3 separate regions of the Mus musculus genome follow, and regions 1 and 3 are each linked to region 2. Evidence: chromatin loops called from intact Hi-C (ENCODE). Cell type or tissue: heart. All regions are shown on one strand.

Region 1 (8,000 bases), 880 kb before region 2:
TCAAATAACATCTAGTATTTAGGATTTTACTTATGAATGAGCAACTATAGGGACAAAGAGTGGAATAGAGACTGAAGGAAAGGCCATCCATAGACTGCCCCATCTGGGGATACATCCCACATGCAGACCCTATTGTGGATGTCAAGAAATGCTTGCTGACAAGAGCCTGATACAGCTGTCTCCTGAGAGGCTCTGCCAGATCCTGACCAATACAGATGCAGATAACCTTTGGATTGAGCACTGGGACACCAATGGAGGAGTTACGGGAAGGACTGAAGGAGCTGAAGGGATCTTATCTTGCCATCAATGGGAGGGCAGGCCCTTGGTCCTGTGAAGGCTTCATGCCCCAGTGTAGAGGAATTCTAAGGTGGTGAAGCAGGAGTGGGTAGGTGTGTGGAGGAGCACCCTCAAAGAAGGAGGGTAAAGGGAGTGGGATAGGGGGTTTGTAGAGGGGAAACCAGGAAAGGGGACAACATTTGAAATGTAAACAAATAAAATAGCCCATTAAAAAAAGAAAATAAATATTCACATTTTTATCTAGCCATTTTAGCACTACTTGAGTATCCTACCCATAATATTATGTCTCAAGAATGGCATCACAAGCATAAAGAGCTATTTTGCTTGATAAGCATTAACTCATTGCTTTCCGTACCCTTTTTTACAATTGTAGTTCAGAGTCACCGAACTGCTACATAAGATGACTAATATTCATTTAAAACAAATAAAGCAGAGTTTGCTTTTAGTGCTGTTTACTTGAAATCCAAAAACCAACATTTTCAGCGAAACTAAAATTAATGGTCTCCTATTAATTTATTCATTGTTAACTCATCTTGGAAACCTTTACAAGTATAACAGTATTAAGCAGAACAAAGGGTTATAAATGAAAGCACGCATTTCCTTTCTTTTAAGGAACTTCAATATTTACACGTTAAATATGTTATTAATGTTATTAGTATTGGTTAAATTAGTTCCTTTAGCTATAATACCCCCGCCCCCAATCATCCTATCATCGTTCCTTTCTTCCACATTTCTGGATAAAGCATACCTCTTCATCTATACCAGCAAGGTACCTATGGATCATAGGAAACATAGAGAAGACAGACAGGACTTTCCTAGCTTCTGTGTCATTGTGGAATCCCCACCTGTTCCTTATAAACTACAAAGGAGAACATTCTGACTCTTCTTAAGGTACGATAAACCGCTTACCTCTGCTGAATATTTAATATATGCCCAACCCTCTGCTTGGGACTTGGGGTACACTGGAAAAGGTAATACCATGAGTTCTTACAATAGGATATTTTCATCTACAAGCTGCCAACAAACCAGGCTGCCATCTAAACGTACTATTTACAAGGTGTTTGGATCAGAAAGCCACTGTCTCAAGACTAAGGAATAAAATCTTTGAAGTCTCTCTGAGCCTAATGGAGAAACACCTTCTGGCCAGGAGCTAAATGTTTAGAAACAATTGAAAATAGATCCATTATCATTAGGATAAAACTAACCTGTGCACACATATTAAAGCATAAGAGCACCTCCTCAAGCACACACACACACACACATACGCACACACACACACACACACACACATGAATAATTGGTCCCTAATTGATGAGACTCTTTGGTAAGGATTTGGAGATGTGACCTTGTTAGAGGAAGGGTGCCTCTAGGGAGGGATTTGAGGTTTCAAAAGCCCAGGCCATCTCTAATTCATCCTCTCTCTCTCTCTCTCTCTCTCTCTCTCTCTCTCTCTCTCTCTCTCTCTCTCTCTCTCCTGCCTTCTATTTGCATATAAGTATATGAGATTCCTGTCCCCTTTTTTGGTCTCTTTTCTTTCCATTTCTTGTTTGTTTGTTTATTTGTTTGCTCTTCTTCTACTCCTATGTGTTAGTTTTTGTTGTATCTTAATTTATATTTACTATATTATATTATTTATAATCTCTAAATCATATTTGGTTTCTAATCAGAAACAGAAAGAGTGTTGATCCAGGTATATGTGGAGGTATGGAGGAACTGGTAGGCGTAGAGAAAGGAAAAACTATAATCAGGATATATTATATTAAAAAATTTTAATTTTCAACAAAAGGAAAATCCAAATAAATAAAACACTTAAACTTAGCTATTTCTTCAGCACCATGACTGCCTGCCATGCTGCCTGCCTGCTGCCTGCCTGCCTGCTGCCTGTAATGCTCCCTGACAGGATGGTCATGGACTCAACCTTTGAAACTATTAAGACCAATAAACTTTATTTTATAAGTTGCTTTGGTCATGTGTTTTTGTCTTAGCAACTAAAAAAATAACTAAGGTGGTATCCGTAACGCAGTGATTCTAGAACTAACATTTCCTGGTGCTCGCTGTGTTTCTCTGGATTAGTAAAAAGTGGTAATGACTATACTTAGCTCTTAGACCAAGGTGACGTATGCTGAACAACGGTTTAAAAAGTATAAGTCGACATAAGAAAATAGCCTTCTGGACCTTGTAGAACATTCTCAGGAGACAGTTCCCTGTATTGACTCTAGACAGGGAGTGTGATTCTCTTTGTTAATAGCCCCAACATTACCACAGCAGTTAATTTAAATTGCTTCTCTTTCATTTAAATTTCCTGAAGTTAAAATTCTAGGGGCAGATTCTAACATCAAATTCAGTTTTTGAAAAAGAGAAATACCTTTAAAATTAAATGACATTGTACTTAAAATATAGATGAGACAAAAATCACAAAATTAACATGCCAATAAATTAGTATTTAAAAATAAATAAATAAAGACTGGAATATTCCAATTCTTTGTTTGGCAAATAATGTTTTTTAGAGCCATTGTTCGCTGCTGTGAATAGATATATTGTGTTTTAATTCATTTGCTTTGTAAAATCATAAGACTCTGGGCATGTTTGAATTCACTATAAAACAGCCAATTCCCCAAGCCATTACATTTAGAGACTGTTATTTGATCCAGCTTTCATCCCTTCTACATTGATCTGTGTGGAAGAGCCTGAAGCTTTTGTCTTCCAAAGCCGATTGTAGTTTGCATTGTTTCCATTAGATGGCGCAGGAGATATTTTTAAGCACTCAACAAACAGGAACCTGTGAGATCTCTGTACTTGATCAACTACTATGTAAACATCAGCAATTCAAGCACCTTTGTAGAAGGAATCTGATTCAAAGTGTTTCCAGGGAGGAGTTATTTTATGACTTGTGAACCATCGTTCTTAAATGCACCAATAAGGTGACGCCACATCGCTGGCAATTGAACTCAGTTGTCTCTTGGTTTACAGCCTGATTTCTTTTCAAACCTGGAGAAAATAAACAGTTACAGCAAGTGTTGCAAAACATGTGGGAGGGGCACATTTACAATGAGGAACCGGGCTCGAAGCTAAAGCCCAAACTATATTAATCACACAGTTCTAAACTCTTCCCAGCTGTGCGTAATCACCAGCACTTGTTTGCAGTCCATACGTAGCTATTTTTGGCATTGCTCTCCCAGTCTTTCTACTCACACCGACACTTTTTTTCTTTGACTAATTGAGGGTAATATGTTTTTTAATACTTTGACGAAATGTAAACCTTGTCATGTCTAACTGGCAATGTTCCATGTGCCCATCCTTCTGATCATACATGTATGCATGCCTGCTTTTAGGGCTCCCTATGAGAATTGTATGGCTTTGGGCCTGTTCTGCTATTGTTAACCTTAAGTGTCTAATTTCCGTTTTCCTCTTCTGTAGTAACCTAAACATTGATGACTTCAGTCCAAGCCCCACTTGGAAAACTGTACCTGAGGTAAGCATCAGGCCATGTGGCTTTGCTCACAAGCAGACTGCTTCAAGTATTTCTCCAGCAAATGATGCCATAAGTGAAATGAAAGGGAAGGCAGAGGGGCTAGATTGTGAGTCCTATCTGTCTCCTTTAATGTGATCTATCAGTGATGAAGAGTGAGAGTGGAACTGTTATTTATATGCCACCCCATTACAACAGAAGTGGATGTTTCTAACATGAATCTAGGACTCGAGGTAAAACACCTTGAAGAACAGTCCTGTAAACAGAGTCTTCCTTCAGAGGATGTCGTGGATTCAAAACCGGGCAGAAGTGGTGAATGCCTGTAATCCCAGCACTCGGGAGGCTGAGGCAGGCAGATTTCTGAGTTCGAGGCCAGCCTGGTCTACAGAGTAAGTTCCAGGACAGTCAGGGCAATACAGAGAAACCCTGTCTTGAAAAACTTAAAAGAAAGAAAGAAAGAAAGAAAGAAAGAAAGAAAGAAAGAAAGAAAGAAAGAAAGAAAGAAAGAAAGAAAGAAACCAGAGTTTTGGTGGCTGTTTATGGGATGGATCCCCAGGTGCATCAGTCTCTGGATGGTTCTTCCTTCCAACACAGCTCCAAACTTTGTCTCTGTAACTCCTTCCATGGGTGTTTTGTTCCCCATTCTAAGGAGGAACAAAGTATCCACACTTTGGTTTTCCCTCTTCTTGAGTTTCATGTGTTTTGCAAATTGGATCTTGGGTATTCTAAGTTTCTGGGCTAATATCCACTTATCAGTGAGTACAAATCATGTGAGTTCTTTTGTGATTGGGTTACCTCACTCAGGATGATATCCTCCAGATCCATCCATCCATTTGCCTAAGAATTTCATAAATTTATTGTTTTTAATAGCTGAGTAGTACTCCATTGTGTAAATGTACCACATTTTCTGTATCCATTCCTCTGTTAAGGGACATCTGGGTTTTTTTCCAGCAGACACCGTTGCATATACCAGCAAGATTTTGCTGACAGGACCCTGATATAACTATTTCTTGTAAGGCTATACCAGTGCCTGGCAAATACAGAAGTGGATGCTCACAGTCATCTATTGAATGGAATACAGGGCCCCCAATAGAGGAGCTAGAGAAAGTAACCAAGGAACTAAAGGGGTCTGCAACCCTATAGGAGGAACAACAGTATGAACTAACCAGTACCCCCAGAGCTCGTGTCTCTAGATGCATACGTAGCAGAAGATGGCCTAGTCAGCCATCATTAGGAGGAGAGGCCCTTGGTCTTGTGAAGATCATATGCCCCAGTACAGGGGAATGCCAGGGTCAGGAAGCAGGAGTGGGTAGGTTGGGGAGCAGGGCAGAGGGAGGGTATAGGGGACTTTTGGGATAGCATTTGAAATATAAATGAAGAAAATATCTAATTTTTAAAAAAAAGAAAGAAAGAAACAAGGGGATTGGAAGGTGAGCTCAGGTGGCTTGCTTAACTTGCTAATGAATTGGAAAAGCATGAGCAGTGAACTCTGTGAGGTTTTTATTAAGTGTAAACCTGTGTCTATCAGAAGTCTTTCATGGTAATCCCAATGGCAGATTTCACTTCGCACAATTAACATGGCTTATCAGCTCAAAGAGAGCCAACTGTAACACAAAAAGAAACAAAACCAGCATAAAGAAGGCAATTGTAAAATGTGAGGTTGACTGTGCTGTGGTGGTTTTACACAGGACTCAGGATGGGTTTGGCATGGAGCAGCTGAGTCATCATGTGTGAACTCACACGTAAACCATGGTGACAAGCTTTAGTTGTCCTTGAACTTCATGGCAGAATCGTCTTCTTTGGGTTACCTTACTTGTAGAAATCAGGTACATTGCAAGACAAAGTTATTTCTTCTATATATGACCCAAGGAACCAATCTGGGAGTCAATGACAATGGTGTGTTTTGCCTTTTATATTAAAGTATTTAATGAATACTTGTGTCATTTGAGTTGTAAATTGATGTTCTAGAAGAAAAAGAATGACTCTATGAGTTTAGGATCCCTGGATATTGTGTTTTAAAGCATGACAATGTATACTACACAGAAAAGGAAAAAAAAAAAAACAAAAAACAGAAAACAAAACAATATAGCGTTTACTCCAAAAGAATTCTGGTTTCAGAATCTTTCCAGTCTTTAATTGTCGGCAATGATACTTGAGCATGTTTGGGACTTGTTGGCTTAAAGGCCTGCGGGACAAGAGGTTAAAATGGTTAGGCTGAATGCTATTGATTTATACAAGGATTTCCAATCCAGAAACATAAACAGGTTCTGAGGAAAAGTCTCCTTTCTCTAGAAGACTTCTAATTCTAACTGATGCAATCCCTGTGATAGCAAACAGCAATTGCAATGAGTAGCCAGCCCATTGACCTGGTCTTCTTATGTTCCTGACAAGTGATTTCAATTGGAAAACATCTCACAGTTCCCATTCAAGACTATAGACTATAGGATGAGGAGAGGCATATTAGGGAAACAAAGTTGTTTTTAATTTCTAAAGTAAGCATTTCCCTTTATTTTTGTATTTCTTTCTGTGAGTCAATAATAGTTTATATACATTGTCAGGTCTATCAAAGACAAGCTTTAGTTGTCCTTGAACTTCATGGCAGATTCGTATTCTTTGGGTTACCTTACTTGTAGACATTTGTACATTACTGTTTCTACCAACTATTGAAAAGTAAGGAATCTCTGTGCTAAAGGACTTTTAGCCTAGCATTAAAAAGTAAAGGAATCCTGAGGTAGAAAATCCTAACATACACAACTGTACTATCAGTCAGAATGATTAACGTAATGTTAGGCCACATCTTACTCCCTCCTAATAGTTTATAATTTCAAAGAAATGAATGAGAGCTATGATCCGGGTGTACTTGAATGGACTGGGTACAATGTTTATGTGTAAATATTTGCATTCTTATAAAATGAGTGAAAAAGATTTTGTTATAAAAATATCTCATTTAGTAAAAACAAAAAAACAAACCTTGCTTTGAAATATGCATGTGCCCACATGCACTTTCATATAGTATCCACTATTGGTTCACAGTCTGTGTCACGTAAGCATAACATAGATGGATTCTGTTTAGGGACGAAATGATATTTTTAGAGTCAAATCTTCCTACAAACGTGGACTCTGAACAGGCCAACTTCTTACAGTTGTTATAAGCAGATTACCGAATCCTTGATACAATCTTCCCCCTTCATCTTGGAGCTGACATTGAAAAAAAAATAATAATAACCTTGAAGGAACCTTGAGGGAACTTTGAATCAATATGAAATTGTTTATCTTTGCAGCTTGCTATTTTGCTTAGGACCTGTAGACGTTGGAATGAGAAGGTCCCCTATAGGTTCCAATGTTCAAATGCTTGGTCTCCATTTGGTGACAATGTTTGAGGAGTCTTAGGAGGTACTTTCTTTTTAAAGAGTGTGTGTCACTGGCAATAACTCAGTTTGAGATTTAAAGACTCCCACTATTTGAGTTCCCTCTCTTTGCTTCCTGCTTGTGTTTGAGAGCTGAGCTCTGAGCTGCCTATGCCCTGCTGCCAGATTTCCTGCCATGATAGACTTTAAATTCTAAGACTGATAGTTCATATAACCTCTTCCTTCTATATGTTGCTTTGGTCATGATGTACAGCAATAGAAACTCAAAATTAATACCACACAAGTGGAAGGAACAAGGTGGGTGAATTTTACCACCATGTAAGATTTACTTTGCCCACTCATGAAATCAACTGTGCAGTTCTTGAAAGTTCATATCCTGGTGAATAACATCCTCATACCTACCAATATATGTAAATACAATGCAAATTATGAAAAGATAAAAGATGCTGATGCTTTTCATTTGTTCTGATTTCAGTTCCTAAAACCTCTGTTCTGCAGACTAGGAATCAGTAATAAGGACAACTTTAAAAGAATCTGCCTGCATTTATCTTGTGTTTCTTTTTTGTCAGACAGTACAAAGAAAATTAAGGTTTTTTTCCCCCCTCACTATACATATAATACTCAGAAGTGAAAGCTTAATTAACTTGTCAGGATTATGCCAACTCCTTTCTTGAACTGCTGTATCCACCTTCCCAAATGGTTTGAAAAAAAGAAGAAGAAACCTTCCCAGTACGTTAACTATATAAACTGCACATCCATTGCAATCTTGCCCTCTAATATTTCCTCCCGTCGTTGCTCATGGTTTCCATCCTTCTGAGTGAGCACATGCCTTAACCATTTGTCAAATTTCTAAAGTGCAGAGCCTC
Region 2 (8,000 bases):
TACCTCATGTCCTTTTCCTTTATTCCTTGCTGTGCCACTGCTTTAAAACCCTTTTCTTCTAATTTGAAATAGTAGAAGTAGAAAAGCTCATTTGTTAATGAAGTAGTACTGTGGGCTGTCTTTCTGGTTTTGGCGCTCGCATACCTGCTCTCAGTCCTGCACTGAGCATCTGTTTAGTACTTGTACAGGATGCTCTCGGTTTGCTCTCTTGGAGCTCACAGTTACAAGTAAAGATGAAAACAAACCAGCTGCTTATTGAGCTTTGCTACTTGGAAATGAAGGTGAAGAGGTTCTGCAGGGAGTGGTAGGGAGGACAGATCTGATTGGCATTCCGCACTCCCACACGGCATTTGAGGTGTTGACCAGTGTTAAAACGCTCAGTAAATGTCAGCTGTCATTGGCCTTTCTGTCACAGCTTCAGAACTGACCAGAAGGAGTGACTTTCATAGAAAGTGCTACTGCTGTAATACTCTAAAATACCTGTTCTATCGAGTTCATTTTATTGATGAGAAAAGGTAAAATGACCTGACTTACAATCCCGATCCAAGTGGGATTTACTCAGGAGTTACTGTCCACTGGTTGAACAGCTTATTTTCAAATAAGTAATTTGATGGAGTCCATAGAAAACTAAATTAAGAAAAATTAATTAGAGTTTACTGTTTCATCCTGAATAGAGGTTTTATTTGTGCTTATACAGCCTGGTGGTGAAATAATTTTCGCATACCAGAATTTATTTCTATGTACACATACTCATTTTCATTTTTCATCTTCACTTAGAGGTTATAAACATTAAATTAGATAAAGGTAAGCTTTCTTTATAGCTAGTCATAACCCTCAGCTTTTGAACAGCTACTAAGAGGAGACTGTGCTTTCTCTGTATCTCCTGGAGACTTTCCACCCTCGTGCTGGCAACCCTGTGCTGCTAACTGATTAGGGAATCTTTTCAGAGTCCTTATTTTTATCCACAGTGCATTTTTTATTTGTTTGTTTTGGGGAAAAGTAAGGAGAGAAACTATGAAGAAACTTGGGATCTAATTAACAGAGTCATGGCTGACCCATATGACAGCATCAGATTTATTCATCTATTAATCTATGCCTTTTTTCTAGTTCAGAAACTTTTTTTCTGAAGTTACTGTCTTATCCTCTATGGATTTTATTTCTGTTCTTGTTTGTTTATATTTATATGTTTGTCTAAGAAATGAAGACTTGTGATATTTCTAAGAATATATGATAACTAAATGTCTAAGAGAAGATACATTCAGAATTTGTCAGTTTTCACATAGTATGCACACTTGATAGTCATAAGAAAACATTGTTATTGTGGTGTCAAAATAAATACAATTGGAAACTAGTTATCTAGCTAGCTAGATACACTTAAGATATTTTCTCTCTCTCTCTTTCTCTCTGTCTGTCTCTCTGTATGTGTGTGGGTTGGGATTAAAGGAGTTTGTAGTCCATGTTATGTGTGTATTTATTAGTAGTACATACAAGTCTGTAGTTTAGAACGATTTACTTGAATTTTAGATGTGCATAGCTAACCTCCTACCAAATCGTTCCACCTGGACATGTCTTAGTACTTCCCATTCAAGGATAACGATTGCTGTTTCCAAATCTGGTTTTCAATAAATGTAGCACTTATATGTGTGAATATGTAATTGAAAATCTAGGATGTGTCCCAGTATTGATTTTCAGTCCCTCTACTGCGTTATTTATCTATTTTCTTCGGGGTGCTCTCCTCACGGAAAAACTAGCCAGTTTATTTAAGTGAGGTTGTTTTACAGATACTTAACAAGATAGTGACTTCTTTCTACTGCTTTTACTCTTTAATCATACATTTGTTAGTGCAAACCATTAATAGTCTATCTGCTGTGAAGTTCATAAGAGCCTGAGTAGTTAGTATTTGACATGAACAGTATAGTCAGTAAACATTGTTTGAATGAGTGGATAAATGAATGGGTGAATAAAGTTTTATATTTTCTGATGTTTGACAGTAATTTCATTCCTTCATGATAAGCAGCAAGTCTCTTTCTAATCTGGAAACCTAATTCTTGGCATTAAGGTACTGATTTGATTTTTAGTTACATACAGTTTCAGTGCTGAGTACTCAAAGCCACCATTTCCATTTTGGGAATACAGTTGTATCTATTTGTATAGTCAGTGATCTCTTTTGGCTGTTTTGACTATATACTGTAACTATTTCTACTTTGAAAAAGCATGCCCTTGGTTCCTCTTATTACTTTGTATCTTTTTGTTCTAATGTTCTTTTATTGAGAAGTATATCTAAAAAAAACCTATACTTAAAAAATCTGTTTTAGTTATTTTAATTCTTTTGCTTTTGTCTTGCCCATTTTTAGCACAAAAAGGTTTGGTTTTGTCTTCATTCGTTTTTGTGTTGGATGTTTTATAGCTTACTCTCTCCATTAGTTAGGAAGTTTCCTGAATAGGCATAATACTTTCTAAGATTAAGAGTAACATTTGCTTGCACTGACATTGTGAGCTCTGAAAGTTCTTGTGTGTAAACAAGATCCCAGTAATTATTGTGCCTTCGCATTCCCTGTGAAAGAGAGGTTCTCTCATGGTATGGAAGTATTAAGCTGTTTTTTTGATGGATAATGAATAGCCTTGGATGATATCAAGCAAACAACCACTATAGAAAAGTGAATTGTCATTTCTTTTTGTCAGGTAGTGTTCTCTGTAGAAATAGTGGCAGCGGGGGAACGTGTCATCTGTTGGAGTTTTCAAGCTCCCTAGCAGTGGCTAACATGTATTTTGCTTTATTTAAAATTCAGGCAGTTATCTCTTTTGTGGTGACTTGTTCTCTTTTACTACCTGACTATCCTCAGACTGAGAAATGTGCCTATATACTTATTTCCAAGGGACTACTACTTATTCAGTTGTTACATACTTCCTAAATTTAAAGTTGTTATAGTACCGGAATTATAGTTTGAACTGCTAACAATTGCTTAATTCAGACTGTGGACTAAGTCATTTAAACTCTGTTCTGTCAGGGTATATTTTGATTTATTCATGTTGCTACAGCTGGACAGGGAGGTTTGTAACAGAGCTAGTTTATCACCAGGTTTTATTTAATTCTGGCCATCGTTCTTTGTGTTTTCTTCCTGGTTTGTCTTTCCTGAGCACACACATAGCATTATTCTGTGTTTCACCTAGTACATTCCAAAAATGTGAGTGAGATAATTTACTCACTGGAAGTAGGAAATTTCAGAGGGTCTTATGAAAACTGTTAAAAAAAACCAAACAAACCAAAAAACCCAAAACAAAACCCCAAACCACCACCACCACAACAAAAAACAACAAACAAAAACTCAAAACAAAACAAAACCCCAAAACAACAACCAAAAAACCTCCAAAATAACACAACAACACAAAATAAAACAAAGCAGACAAACCCTAGAACTGGAAAGACATCACAGCTCACAAAAGCCTAAGTTTGATCCTTAGAACACACATGGAAGGAAGGGAATAGAAAAATTGCCAACCACACAGGCAGCCAGGCTGGGTTGATGATGCATGTTTGCAACCCCAGCACAAAAAGAGTTGTGGCAGGTGCATTCCTGGGGCTTGCTGGCCAGCCTAGCTTGCTTGGAGAGTTCCAGGTCACTTGGAAATGGCACTTTTGGAATGACACCTGAGGTGGCTCCCTAACCTTCATGCACACACTCATAAAAGCTCTTAGAATCCCTGGTCTGAGAGAGCTGGATTTCCTCAGGGCTTTGTTTTCTGGTATTTGTTAAAGGCAATACTGCCCTCTGCTGTTCAGAATCTAATTGCAGCTCCTGTTCCCCAGAATTGCCTGTTTAACCACTCACACTTTAGACTTTCAAATCTTTACAAGTAATATGTAATATCTAAAATTTATTTTACTTGCTGGCTTGAGCCCATTGTATCAGGTAATTTTGGGTTATTTTTACATCCAAATTTATTTACTGCCACCCTAATAGGTGTAATTTAAGGATTTTTCCTTATATTTTTTAAAATAACACTTTCCTCTGGTTATAAGGAATGAGTTTTTCATTTTTATCTTAAGAATACAGTCTGCTGAATCACTGTCAACTCTTAAAAAGCTAAATCATTCTTTCACCTTTGTAACTGATGTGTCATTTTTCATTTCATTCTGAATACGAATCGTAATTTCTTTTGCCTGTGTTTTTTCTTCACAAGCACGCCTTTCATATAATGATAGAGGTAAGACGCATTGCTGTTTGTTTCATGGTTGTGAAAGCTTCTGTGGATGCACAGCAGCCATTTGTCCTTACAGTCGTGTTATTGTTGCTTTACTTTGCATCCCTTATAGTTTATCTACATTTTTGTTATAAAAGTCCTCTCTTTTGTATCCAAATATTATTCATTTGACATAGTAAAAACATTTGGTTTTGAAGAATTGTTAGCAGTATTTATGCTTATCTAAGGTTTCTTCTGATTGGAAGATAAAACCTAATGAGGGCATTAGCCCTAGGAACCCAGTAGTTCTTTAAATGTCAGCCTTACTCATTTAAATAAGAGATAACTTTCTGGTTTAGCTCATTATCTTTTAACTTAAAATCTATATTTTCCAATGTCATCTCTAGCTAATGAATTAGCTGCATAAATAACACCTTTGACAAATCTGTTGCTGCCTTGAAGGATAGGGCTGTTTGTATTAGTATGTAGAAGTATCTCAGGAATAAGCAGACTTGATGACAGATGGCTTTGCTAACCCCTTTAAAGAGTAGCCCAGAATGGGTATACTAATGCCACGGTGTAGGGGCTTTGGACAGTCAGACTTTACCAGTAACTGCAATTTCAGCATACATTCTTATGTCTTGAGAAGGAATGCACAGTCAGAGCCATTTCTGATGTGTGTCTTCTAAGTTTTATATATTGAATGGTTGTTGAAACAGCACTGGGAACTCGAGGGAAGATTTTCAGAAATTCTGTAGTCCTTGGAATTGCTATCTTCCAAGTGTTTCTGTGCATCACGGCAAAGCTGTGCTTCACGGATGCCATGAGTTACAGAGTTTAAGTTCCCTTTTGTTGCCTTGGGGTTTACATGTTTAATGATAGAAGTCTTAGGTGTTCTGAATACATTACTATTCTGATACTAATAAACTGAGAATAATTTCTAATATACCTTATACAATAATTAAAACTTAGATTTTAGAGATACATTTAAAACTTCATTCTAATCACTTCTTGTTAAGAAAACAAAAAGCTATATCAATGATTGGTATTTTGTATTGTGTAGTTATTTTTATTATGAAGCTGAGTTTTAAGCCCACTCTTAGGTATCCATGAATATAAAACTATAATAAGAGTACATCATCATTGGCAAGAGTGAGCCTTTGCAGATCTCTTTCTTCCTTTTTGAATATTGGCCAGTGTTTTGCTTTTTTATTTAAATTTTTTATACTGTTAAGAAAATTTGACAGTTGTATGTTTTGTAGCAATTAATAGAAAAATTCTGAGTAAATTGTAATATCAAATGTTGATCCCAGATTTCTCTCTGAGACGAAAGTATGTTACTAAGGGAAGCCCTGTAATCCTATAGGACCTTTGAAGTTTATCTTTCTATCTAGAAGACATTTAATATACTTTGAACTCCCTGTTGTATTATTAATCTGAGCTATTGAAGACATGACCTCAATCCTGTTTCATGTCTGTAGCTGTGCAATTCTGAACACAGTAGATGTGTGTGTTCTCTCTAGAGACACTATTGCTCAGTGGCTTTGTTGTCCTTTTTTCTCTGTTCAGTTATCTGAAGATTGTAGTATTGCTGCTTTGAAAAATTGATTATTGCCATTTCTATTTAGTTATTTCTTTATAAACTTATATGTTTATTCTTGGACCTTGCAGACTGTCTAGTTTTCTTTGCCTTTGCTAGATTGGTGTTCGCCTTTTCCTTTCAGTCCCCTCAGTCAGCCTGTCCATGCCAGTAGAATCCTATTACAGGCAGAGGTGGCTGTAGAACGGTAAGGGAGGATCAGCTTCCCATAGCAACTTCCCAGAGAGACAGAGTCACAGTGAGCCTGGCCTTCCTGTAGCGTTTGTAGATAGCCTCTTTGGTCTGTCACTCTGCTAAACGGAAGCACTTTGGCTTTATTAACCTTTTATATTTTTAATTTGAGAAGAACAGCAATTTTTTAGACATTTAAAAACAAACATGACTTCAGAATGAATCACAGGAAGTCTTTCTTCTGCCTTACTTTAAAAAATAGGAGTTTTCAAGCCTTTAAAGGACTACCTACAAGTTGCATTCTTTTTCTATAAAATATTTTGAACTTTTTTTTTTCCCCTGGGGTAATTTTGATGCTTAATTGAAAACTCATAGACTCCCAAACAGACTAGTGACTGGAGGATGCCTATAAGGAGCACTGTAAGTTGTGGAACATTATGAAGATCTAAAAGGGGAGAAGAAAGTTAGGGCAAGATGTACTGATCTTGGATAAAATGTCATCTTTTAGTATCTAAAGTGCTACTGGTAGTCTCTCCTTGCCACAAAAATTTTAGTTCCTTCTCACAAAATGTAAATAAGCACTGAGACATTCCTGATGTGTGTTCTGCTGGCTTCCAGAAGCTTCTTCCATTCTGCGTGAGCTGCAGACGGTAAACTGAGAGGACACTTTAAACAACGGGTTGCTATTCTGTTGGCATTGGGAGTTCTCACTTTTCTTTCTCCTTTATGTAGTTCCCTGGCCCTATTTTAAAGATCCATCATGGTAGCACTCTTGTCTCTTATTCAACATTCTATCTTTCCAACTATGACTACCATTTTTCTAGATTTATTTATACTTTTATTTTTCTTTTCAGTTATTCTTAGAGAATGATTTTTATTTCTGGTCAGTTTGGGGAAATAGCTAAAGAGATGGACTGTTAGTATCTTGAAAAGTAAAAATGAACAAAGATTGTCTATAGAAACCTTTCTCTTTTTTGTTTGTGGTTTTTCTTTTTGTTTTGTTCTTGTTTTTGTTTTTGTTTATTTTGAGACAGGGTTTCTCTGTGTAGCCTTGGCTGTCCTGGAACTCACTCTGTAAACCAGGCTGGCCTCGAACTCAGAAATCCACCTGCCTCTGTCTCCCAGGTGCTGGGATTGAAGGTGTACACCACTGCCTGGCTTTCTCTCTCTTTCTCTCTCTCTCTCTCTCTCTCTCTCTCTCTCTCTCTCTCTCTCTCTCTCTCTCTCTCTCTCTCTCTTTATTTTGAGACAAGGTTTCTCTGGGTAGCTCTCTCTGTCATGGTACTTGCTCTGTAGACCAGAGTGGCCTCAAATTCATAGAGATCTACCTGCCTCTGTCTCCTGAGTGCTGGGATTATATACTTGTTTGAAACGACTGGACATTGTGAAATTAATGAAGAAAAAAGTTAATGTTAGACAGCTACTACAGAAAGTATTAGATTTTGAGATTGTTTTTTTGAGAAATGCTCTTACTTTGCTGTTTTGATACTTTTAAAATCTGTGTCCTTTAAGAGATATAAGCTGAATAAGGCCAATGACATACTATTAAGAGTGTTCTGAAATTCACAGAACATCTTGCGAACATTGGGTAGACTGGCTGCCTACTCTTTTCACCTTCTTTTCCTAAGTAGCAGCAGCACTGATGTTGCTAAACATTGCCTGCTTTGTGGTTCCCACTAATGCCCTAGCATCTAAGTTCTCGCAGGCTGGAAGTTAAAGTCACATTGATGTTATAGTCCCTCATATGCCATGGTTTCTGTTAGAGCATTATTCAGTATAACCACCCTTTTTTCATTTCAGAATCAACGTCTTATTTTCTACTTATTTATAGCATTATTATTATTTATCTCTAGGACCCAGGACCACCCCCACCTTCCCCATTACTAGGGTTGAAGCCATTGCAGCTGTTAGAAGTGAAAGCAAGGGGAAGATTTGGTTGTGTCTGGAAAGCCCAGTTGCTCAATGAATATGTGGCTGTCAAAATATTTCCAATACAGGTATGTTTATTGAAATTCCCTAGTCTATCTACTTCTGTATTTTTAAAGCT
Region 3 (8,000 bases), 420 kb before region 2:
TCATTAAAAGGGTGAGTGAAGAGAGAGTCACAAAGTCTCTAGTTCAAGAGCAACCTGCATGTTTACAAGTAGATCAAAGAAAGTTCTATCATTCAACACATTTACTGTTATCTGTTACTTTGTACAGGTATGATGAGGACTAAGGCTACTGGAGCAAGGAATTCTCTGAATGGTCCTCATTACCTTATTACTTGACAGCCCAAAAGACTAAAAGTTTAGTCATTAACGCTCAGGAGTTCACTTGAGGCATCAAGGAGCACTAATTGGCAAGAGCAGAAAGCAAAGTGTTAGTGCCCTGCAGTCTAATCACTGATACTTTTAGTTATTGCATTTTATTTAGTTTTATATGCATGGTATATGGGGATATATACAGTGCTATGGGAGTTTGTGTGTGTATGTGTGTGTATGTTTGTGCGCGCATGCGCGCGTGCGTGCGTGCGTGCGTGCGTGCGTGCGTGCGTGCGTGCGTGCGTGTGTGTGTGTGTGTGTGTGTGTGTGTTCGTGCATGCATATATGTACATATTTATAGAAGACAGAGGATAACCTTGAGTGTCTTCTTCAATGACTTGTTCACTTTCTTTTCTGACACAAGGTCACACTGGAGTGGAGCTCAATTCTGCTAGGCTGGCTGGCAATTAGCTTCAGATATCTGCCCTTTCTATCTGCCCAGTGCTGGGATTATGCCACTACGCTGAGCTTTTCTGTGGGTGCTGGGTATCTGACCTCCTCCTCATGTTTGTGTAGCAAGCACTTTTCCAACTGAACCATCTTCCCATTCCATTACTATTAGGCGTTTTACATACGAAGTTTTAATTTCACGACTTTGTGAGTTGGGAACAAAGCAAACGGGGCACGTGTGTGTTGGTTCACATGCATTTCTGTATGGATACATATGGAGGCCAGTGTGCAGTTCCTGGTGCCGTTCGCCTTGCTTGCTAGGTTTTGACTTTGAGGTAGGCTCTTTCCCTGGCCTGTAGGTCCCGGTGTCTTTTTAGCTCTGCCTCTCCAGTGCTAGGATTACCAGCACATATAGCTATGCTCAATTTTGTTTTTTATGTGAGTTTTGAGGACGGAATACAGTTCCTCTTGTACAGGTAAGTACTTTCCTGACTGAGCCATCTCTCCAGACTCATTACAAAGTTTAAATTTTTTAAAAGGCTAAGTTTTACATTTATAAGCACAGAAACACACATACATAGATAGACGATAGATATAGAAAACTATGACCCCTACCAGTACTTGTCAATTCCAAAGCTTTGTGTGTGTGTGTGTGTGTGTGTGTGTGTGTGTGTGTGAGAGAGAGAGACTACAGAGTATTCAAGGTTAGAAAAGAGCTTTTAATATTTGTCAAGTGTTCTGTTAGAGAAAATAAATAATGATTCACATCTCAGAACATCAGTTCAGCAATTCCACAAGTCTCTGATAACCAAAAAGATTGAAGAAATCAATTGATATTAGAAATAAAAAATTTTAGAGAGATTAAAGTGATTGAAAGTATGAACACTCTATATAAAGCAAGACCGTTGAGAAGTTGGTAGGCTCTCTACATTGTGCTCTCCCCTTCCCATCATGCTCTTGGCCTTCCTGCACTTTTCTGTGTCCTTATTAAACTGCCGCAGTAGCCTGAGTGTGAGCGTCTGGTATATGCATGGAAAACAGCATTTACGATTTGGCAAAACCAGGAATCCAAGCCCTGTGTGTTTTAGCCACTATTTGAGTAAGGTGTAAGTGCTGACAGAAATCCTTCCTTGTAATGAATCCACCTTAATAGTGGCAACAGTGAGAGTACTGCCTGACAGAAATTTAATAAATCCTGTCACATGTGGAGAGAACACGATTAAAATGCCAAGTGAACAAGTAGTAAAACAAGCCACCATGCCCCGAGTCCTGCAGAGCAGCTCACCTCAGCCCTCCCTTTGCGCTGCTCTGCGTTCTGGTGTATGATGAAACTAGGATGTCCCCCCTACCCCACCCCATCCCCTCGCTTGTAGTCAGTCTCTCTCTCTCTCTCTCTCTCTCTCTCTCTCTCTCTCTCTCTCTCTGTTATATGCAGAAAAACCTCAAAAACATAATGGAGAATTCTAGAAGCCACAAAACAAGCTTTTAAACTCTCAAGCAAGTGAGCTTTCTGCTTCATGCACTGTGATAGCATAACACAATTCCATGAGATAGTTCTGTTTGAAAAGCCCAAGAATATCTACACACAGTTTCGGGAAAACAAGATGCCATTGGGCCTTGTCTGCAACCCCTCAGGCCTCCCGGCCAATCAGCACGAACTCATCTTTAGTTCTTGGGGCAAAGTTTCACACTTGCCACTTCTCAGTTTTAAGGTGTTGCTCTCAACTCAGAAACTGAGATAAAAACATTTCTCCCAGTGTAAGTGTCTCAGACTGTCCCCACCTCTGTCCTAGAGGTGCTAAGCTGATGGAATGCTCATACATACAACCAAGGCTAGGGCGGCCAAGGCATGGATTACGGTCGTATGGTGGGATGAGGGCAATGAATGGCTGACCTTGATGCATCAGAGCCTGAATCTTTTAACATTGAATCACTTCGTTTTTATCCTTAGGAAACTAGGATCGCTTTCATTTGGTCTAAAGGACTTTTTACTATTTTCCAGGACTTGTAGGCAACCCGTAATCCATATGACAAAAAAAACAACAGCCACTTAAACAAAATAAGTAACAATGGATGAATAAAGTTTTTAACAAGCACTGAAAATTTATCATGAGCTCCTCCCCCCCACCCCAAAAACTAAGAAAGCTGTCTTCATACTGAAAAAGAAGACAGCTCTCGGAGTTTCATATGTTGGTTTTCCCAACTTGCTAATTGTTTTCTTGATCAGTGGTGATAAGGCCCACAAAAATCATCACATTGCTGCGATGACTAATTCTACAAGCATTCTCAAATAAAGCCAATTGACCATTAAACTGCTGCCAACTGTGGCCTATTTCTTAACTGATAGACAGCCCAAGAAAGCTCTCTGGTCACAAACATACACGCTAAAATCTGGCGGGGGGTGGGGGGGAGAGGGGGGAATGTTGAGGGGGGAATCAATTGACACACACTGCCCTTTTTTGGTAGATTTGCAAGTTCTTCTTTCTTTCTTTTTTATTTTTAAATTCAAAGGCCATGAATGCAGATAGCTTTCCAGTTGTCCTTGTGTTTCCTGACTGAAAGGACTCTTTAAGCACCCTCAACATGCTCAGACTAGTAGCTGAAACAATTCCATCTTTTCAACCCCTGATCGCAACCCTTCTAAGATTTTGATGAGCTACACACATGGAGCAGATTTTTAAGTAATAGTGGCCCTTCAGTTTCTGAAGTCCTTTCAGAGCACAAACACAGTGCGTGCACTTTGCTTGCAGGGCTCTGCTCATTTGCAGGAAAACCATATTTTGCACCACATCCTCACATATTGATATGTTGAGGAAATAAACAGCTAACATCACTTCCCATCCATCTGCTAAGCTTGTTAGAAAGATGAACACCCAGTATTCAGATGTTTTTCGCTCAGGTTTGAAATTCCACGCTCAGCATAATTTGCTTTTACTTTGAAAGACAAATTTTAATCCAATTAGATGGAATTCACCTCTTCTCTTAAAAAACTAACAATAGTACTAAAGTAGAAAAGCCAGCCATGTTGAATATTGTCTAGATAGTTCTACCACCGGGCTGCTGTAGAGACTCTTAACAAAAGACAGTTTGCTCGATTTTGCTACTTAAAAAATATCAGTTACTGCTCATTTACTGATGATGTAAATCAAAGTCCCGGAAGAAATAATCTATCATTCCTAACAAACTGTTTTCAAAAGATCTTTATACTCATCCATCAGTACCCAGAATTACACAAGCTCTGCCTGAGTTGCAAATATTTTAAAAGCTTGAAGCAAAGCAATAAAAGTCAATTAAACAAGCAAATCTCTGGCAGTCGTGGTACCCACTGGAAACTGAGCCAAATGCCGTTGTGCAAAGGCATTGGGAACAGAAAGGGCATGAGACCCCAGGCTTGTCTCTTCCCAGTGTTTCTGCCTTGCCTTTGCCTTCTAATTAAAATGACAGCTCTTCAGGGAGCAACATGTCCTTCTCCCTGCCTTTCATATGCTCTACATATCATAAAGGATTGATGATCTTACAAACTACATTTCAGGGAGCAAGACAACAGCAATGAACAATAATGCTGTTTTATTAACAGGTAGGCACACAGCTGAGAACTTCTAAGTTATATGAAATATAAATCATTGAGAGAGCCTGAACAGTAAACTAAAAGTACTTTAGTAATGTCAGCTTTAATTTCTTTTATATGCTATACTAGGAGGATTCCATTATATCTATTTCCCCCAGTGGTAAGGACCAAACCCAGGGTTCTGCATATGTTGGGTAAATATATCCCCAGCCCAATATACATATATTAATAATCCTTTGGTTTTAATATTAAAATGAAGAATCTTAGGAGAGTCAATACAAACTAACCTACCTCTTTTAAAACTCAAATTTATCAGACTTTGTCAAGGGGCCACAGCTCCTGAAAGTAGGAAATAATTGCAGCAGTCATGGTGCTGTCCCAGTGAAGCAGCAAAGGTGGTAGAAAAACAGAATTTGGAGCAGGAGAGGTTTCTAAAGGGGGTCTGTTGCCCAGCGCTTCTCAAACTGTGATATGCACCCAGATCTCGAGGGGTTGCCATTGAACTGACTCTGAACTGCAGGTCTACCATGAAGCCCACAACTGCATTTCCAACCAGTTCCATGGGAGCTACTGTTGCTTCTTGCCCAACTACATCTTAAGCAGCCAGTGTCTATAGCTCATCCCCTAGGATTTTAAATTTTCACAATGTAAAACTTCTACCTATGAAAAATGTGGTTACAGCAACAACAAAAGAAAGAAAGAAAGAAAGAAAGAAAGAGAGAGAGAGAGAGAAAGAGAGAGAGAGAGAGAAAGAAAGAAAGAAAGAAAGAAAGAAAGAAAAAGAAAGACAGACAGACAGACAGACAGACAGACAGAAAGAAAGAAAGAAAGAAAGAAAGAAAGAAAGAAAGAAAGAAAGAGAAAGAGAGAGAGAAAGAAAGATCCTAACATTATTCCTATAAGGAAATAGAAACCATATTGAAGTAACAAGAAACACGTGAGTTTTACACATCCAAATGTAAACTATTCTAAATTAAGATATTTATTATCTGCAAGTCAATGCCACATGAACAACCAATGATAACAGATTTAAGAGAAAAAGAACTAGGCTTACTACTTTCAGTCATTGGAGTCTTACCTTTCCCCCAATCTAGTCAAAGAGAACCTTTACCTTATTGCTAGACTCTATGGCCTCTTGTTTCCTGAGAGATCTTGCTGCCAGCAACCTCTTACTCGCCTGTCCCTTCACCTGTTCCTTCCTCCCCCTCCTCCCCTTCAAGCTCTATACCCTCCCTAAAGGAATTTTTTCCTAAATATTCTTAATTGAAACATGATGACATCATTTCCCTCCCAAGTATTCTCCCTTTAATCCCTCACAAGCTCCCCCTCTCTAATCACAATTTGATAGCCCTTTGTCGCTTATCATTATTATTGTTAGATACAAATCTAATAATACAGCCAGCTGAGGCTATTGTTGCTTGTGTGTATATGGTTTCAGAGCAAGGCTCTTTGCATTAGAAAACCAATAAAGATCTTCCCTGGGAGAAGCTAGTATGCCTTCCTCCAGCTGTGTGATATTAGTTCTTGCAGTTCTTTGTCTAAAGTTGGGACCCAGCGAAAATTTCCCCTTTCTCATTAATATGTCTATTGATGTTCCCATTGTTCTGGTCTTGTTTATTTAGCCATTTCTACAAGAGACTGTTTCACAGAAGACAACCTGGTAATCTGACTCTTAAAATCTTCCAGCCTCCTTTTCCCTGATGTTCCCCAAACCATAAATACAGAAGCTGTGGTGCAGATGTATCCACTGGGGCTAGGATCCCATGATCTGTTGATTTCTACATTGTGTCCAGTTATAGTTTGCTGTGATAGTTTGCTGTATGGAGAGGCTTATCTGATGGGGGGTAGTAGCTACATTTACCTATGGGTATAAGGATAAGATTTACAATATAGGACAGAATATGCTGCTCTAGCAAGTGATAGTAGCAGCTATTTTGCTAATGTCCATTAGCTTCCTATCCCAGGAAAGCTAGTTAGTTTTTCAGTATCATGAGTGACATCTCTCTTGTTGAGTGGCCTTGAAGTTCAATTAGACAGCTGGTGACTGACATTTGTGTGCCAATCAGTGTGCCTTCGTGGGTATCTTGCCATGCTGGTCATTGTTAAGGTTCATAGGTGTTACAGTTCAGCAGGCCTCTTTATTGCTTCCCTCTCTTGGAAGCCTTGATCGTATTTCATAGAAGCTAGAACACAGAGAAGAGGCTTTCAACTCAGAGCCACCTTGAATCATCAAGTCTTATACATTAAATGATTGGTGTCTTCAGCAATGGGGGTCCAACTCCTGAGAGACAACAAAGAGTTACTGTCCATATTCTGTTTTGTTTTGGAATTCAGTTAGACTACCCTGGCCAACTCTCCAAAAGGAAGTTTATGTTGCCTGATACTAGGTGTTTTGTTAGTACGTGGTTCTTGTGGGAACACTGTCAACTTATTTATCCTTTACTTGAATACCATAGCTTGAATACCAGATAGCCCCTAGCCTCCCACCTATAGCAAAGGTCTTTTCTCAGCTAAGGTCTTCCTTTATCCTTCTCTATTGCATGTCTCTTAGCACTGTCATCTATTTGGTTGTGTTATCCCATCTACAACAGCTCCTAGCTTTTCCTGTTTTGTTTTCCAAAATCCAGGAGTCCAACCTCATTTTTTTTTTTTAAAATTAAGATTGGGACTTGTTTGCCCATCTCTGTACCAGAAATCTACTTCTATCAAATAACTCTGAGTCTGTCTGTTCTTTTCTTGTGAATTACTGTACTCTGAAAACAAAATGCACAAACATCTCCACCTCACACAGCAGATGAGGCCTGTGGCAAGCTGGTCCCAGATTATCACCTTCATCTCTTTTTCCCCACTGTCAAACCACATCCACACAGCGTTTCTTAAGCACCATTTATCAGCTCATCAGTCACCAAAGACACCAGGCCACGTCATACCTCTGCCTCAGCATGTCTTGATCTCTCTTCCTAGAACAGTCTTCCTCTTCAACGCCTCTTGCAAGATCCATCCCAGTCCCATGTGAAGCTTTTCTGCTGAAGTTAGGGGTCCCCTCCTCTCTAAAATTCCTATAAGTCCTCACTTTTTATCTGTCTCTAGGCACATACCAAACCAGAGCATCTTACAAGCAATCTTTCTCTGCTTGAGCTCAGCCCCCTGGCCTTGCTCTTCTTCCTGCTACCAGTGCCAAGCACAATGTCTGGACTAGAACAGACATTCAGTAAATACTTACTGAATACATGAATGAATGTAAAACAGAAACTAATACTGAAGATGACAAATAACTATAACCCATTCAGTGGGGCATAGGTATTCAAGGGAGGAAAATTTACCATAAAAGTAAATGTGAAAATGTATAGCTACGACACCCAAACAGACATTCAAAAACAGAGTTCTCTAGAAGAAAGTGTGGTGGGGGAGAGGTTCTTAAAGAGCCTGTCACTCTTAGATGAGGGGGATGGGGCTGAGGAGAAGGAAGAGAAATCTGTTAGTGGTGGAGACAGTTGTATGTTATATTTACTGAGGTGGCCATCCTAGTTAGGGCAAGCAGCAGTAGTTTTAAAGATAAATAATTAACAAAATGGTGTGTGAGGACTAGGAGAGTGGGAAGAACTTGAGGTGGATATCAAAAAGGAAACACTCACTTGGCTATGGCTAAGGACTATGGGTAGAATACAAAAAATTACCATTTCAGTCGGGTTGTTAATATTCTATTGATGTCACTTTGGGGCAACACAAAGTGAGATCTTTCCAGTTATATCTCTACACCCTTTCACTCATAAACGCTTGAAGATCATTTCCATCTAGCCAAATTCCATCTTGC

Evidence for each region. Hi-C counts contacts between places; a loop is a spot of excess contacts. Peaks named below come from ENCODE experiments on the same cell type or tissue, not always from the same donor. Only the 100,000 strongest peaks of a DNase experiment are listed, where the experiment ranks them.
Region 1: it touches region 2 in a loop (10-fold over the local background); 27 of 42 quality-filtered maps call a loop at or near these places.
Region 3: a loop joins it to region 2, with 2.3 times the contacts of the local background. A loop is called at or near these places in 3 of 42 quality-filtered maps.

Annotation. Positions count from the first base shown.
Region 1 is chr2:47,998,945-48,006,944 of GRCm38, forward strand. No RefSeq gene overlaps it. Among named protein-coding and RNA genes, the nearest start is that of Gm52576, 170 kb to the left of the region's middle. In heart, no CTCF peak of the experiment used is centred here; no DNase peak of the experiment used is centred here; H3K27ac peaks cover 438 bases.
Region 2 is chr2:48,882,492-48,890,491 of GRCm38, forward strand. It overlaps Acvr2a (activin receptor IIA), which reads left to right. Exons shown (of 11, transcript NM_007396.4): 5 at 7,807-7,950. Among named protein-coding and RNA genes, the nearest start is that of Orc4, 63 kb to the right of the region's middle. In heart, a CTCF peak has its summit at 3,782 (motif pointing left); no DNase peak of the experiment used is centred here.
Region 3 is chr2:48,466,197-48,474,196 of GRCm38, forward strand. No RefSeq gene overlaps it. Among named protein-coding and RNA genes, the nearest start is that of Gm13481, 13 kb to the left of the region's middle. In heart, no CTCF peak of the experiment used is centred here; a DNase peak (open chromatin) is centred at 3,355.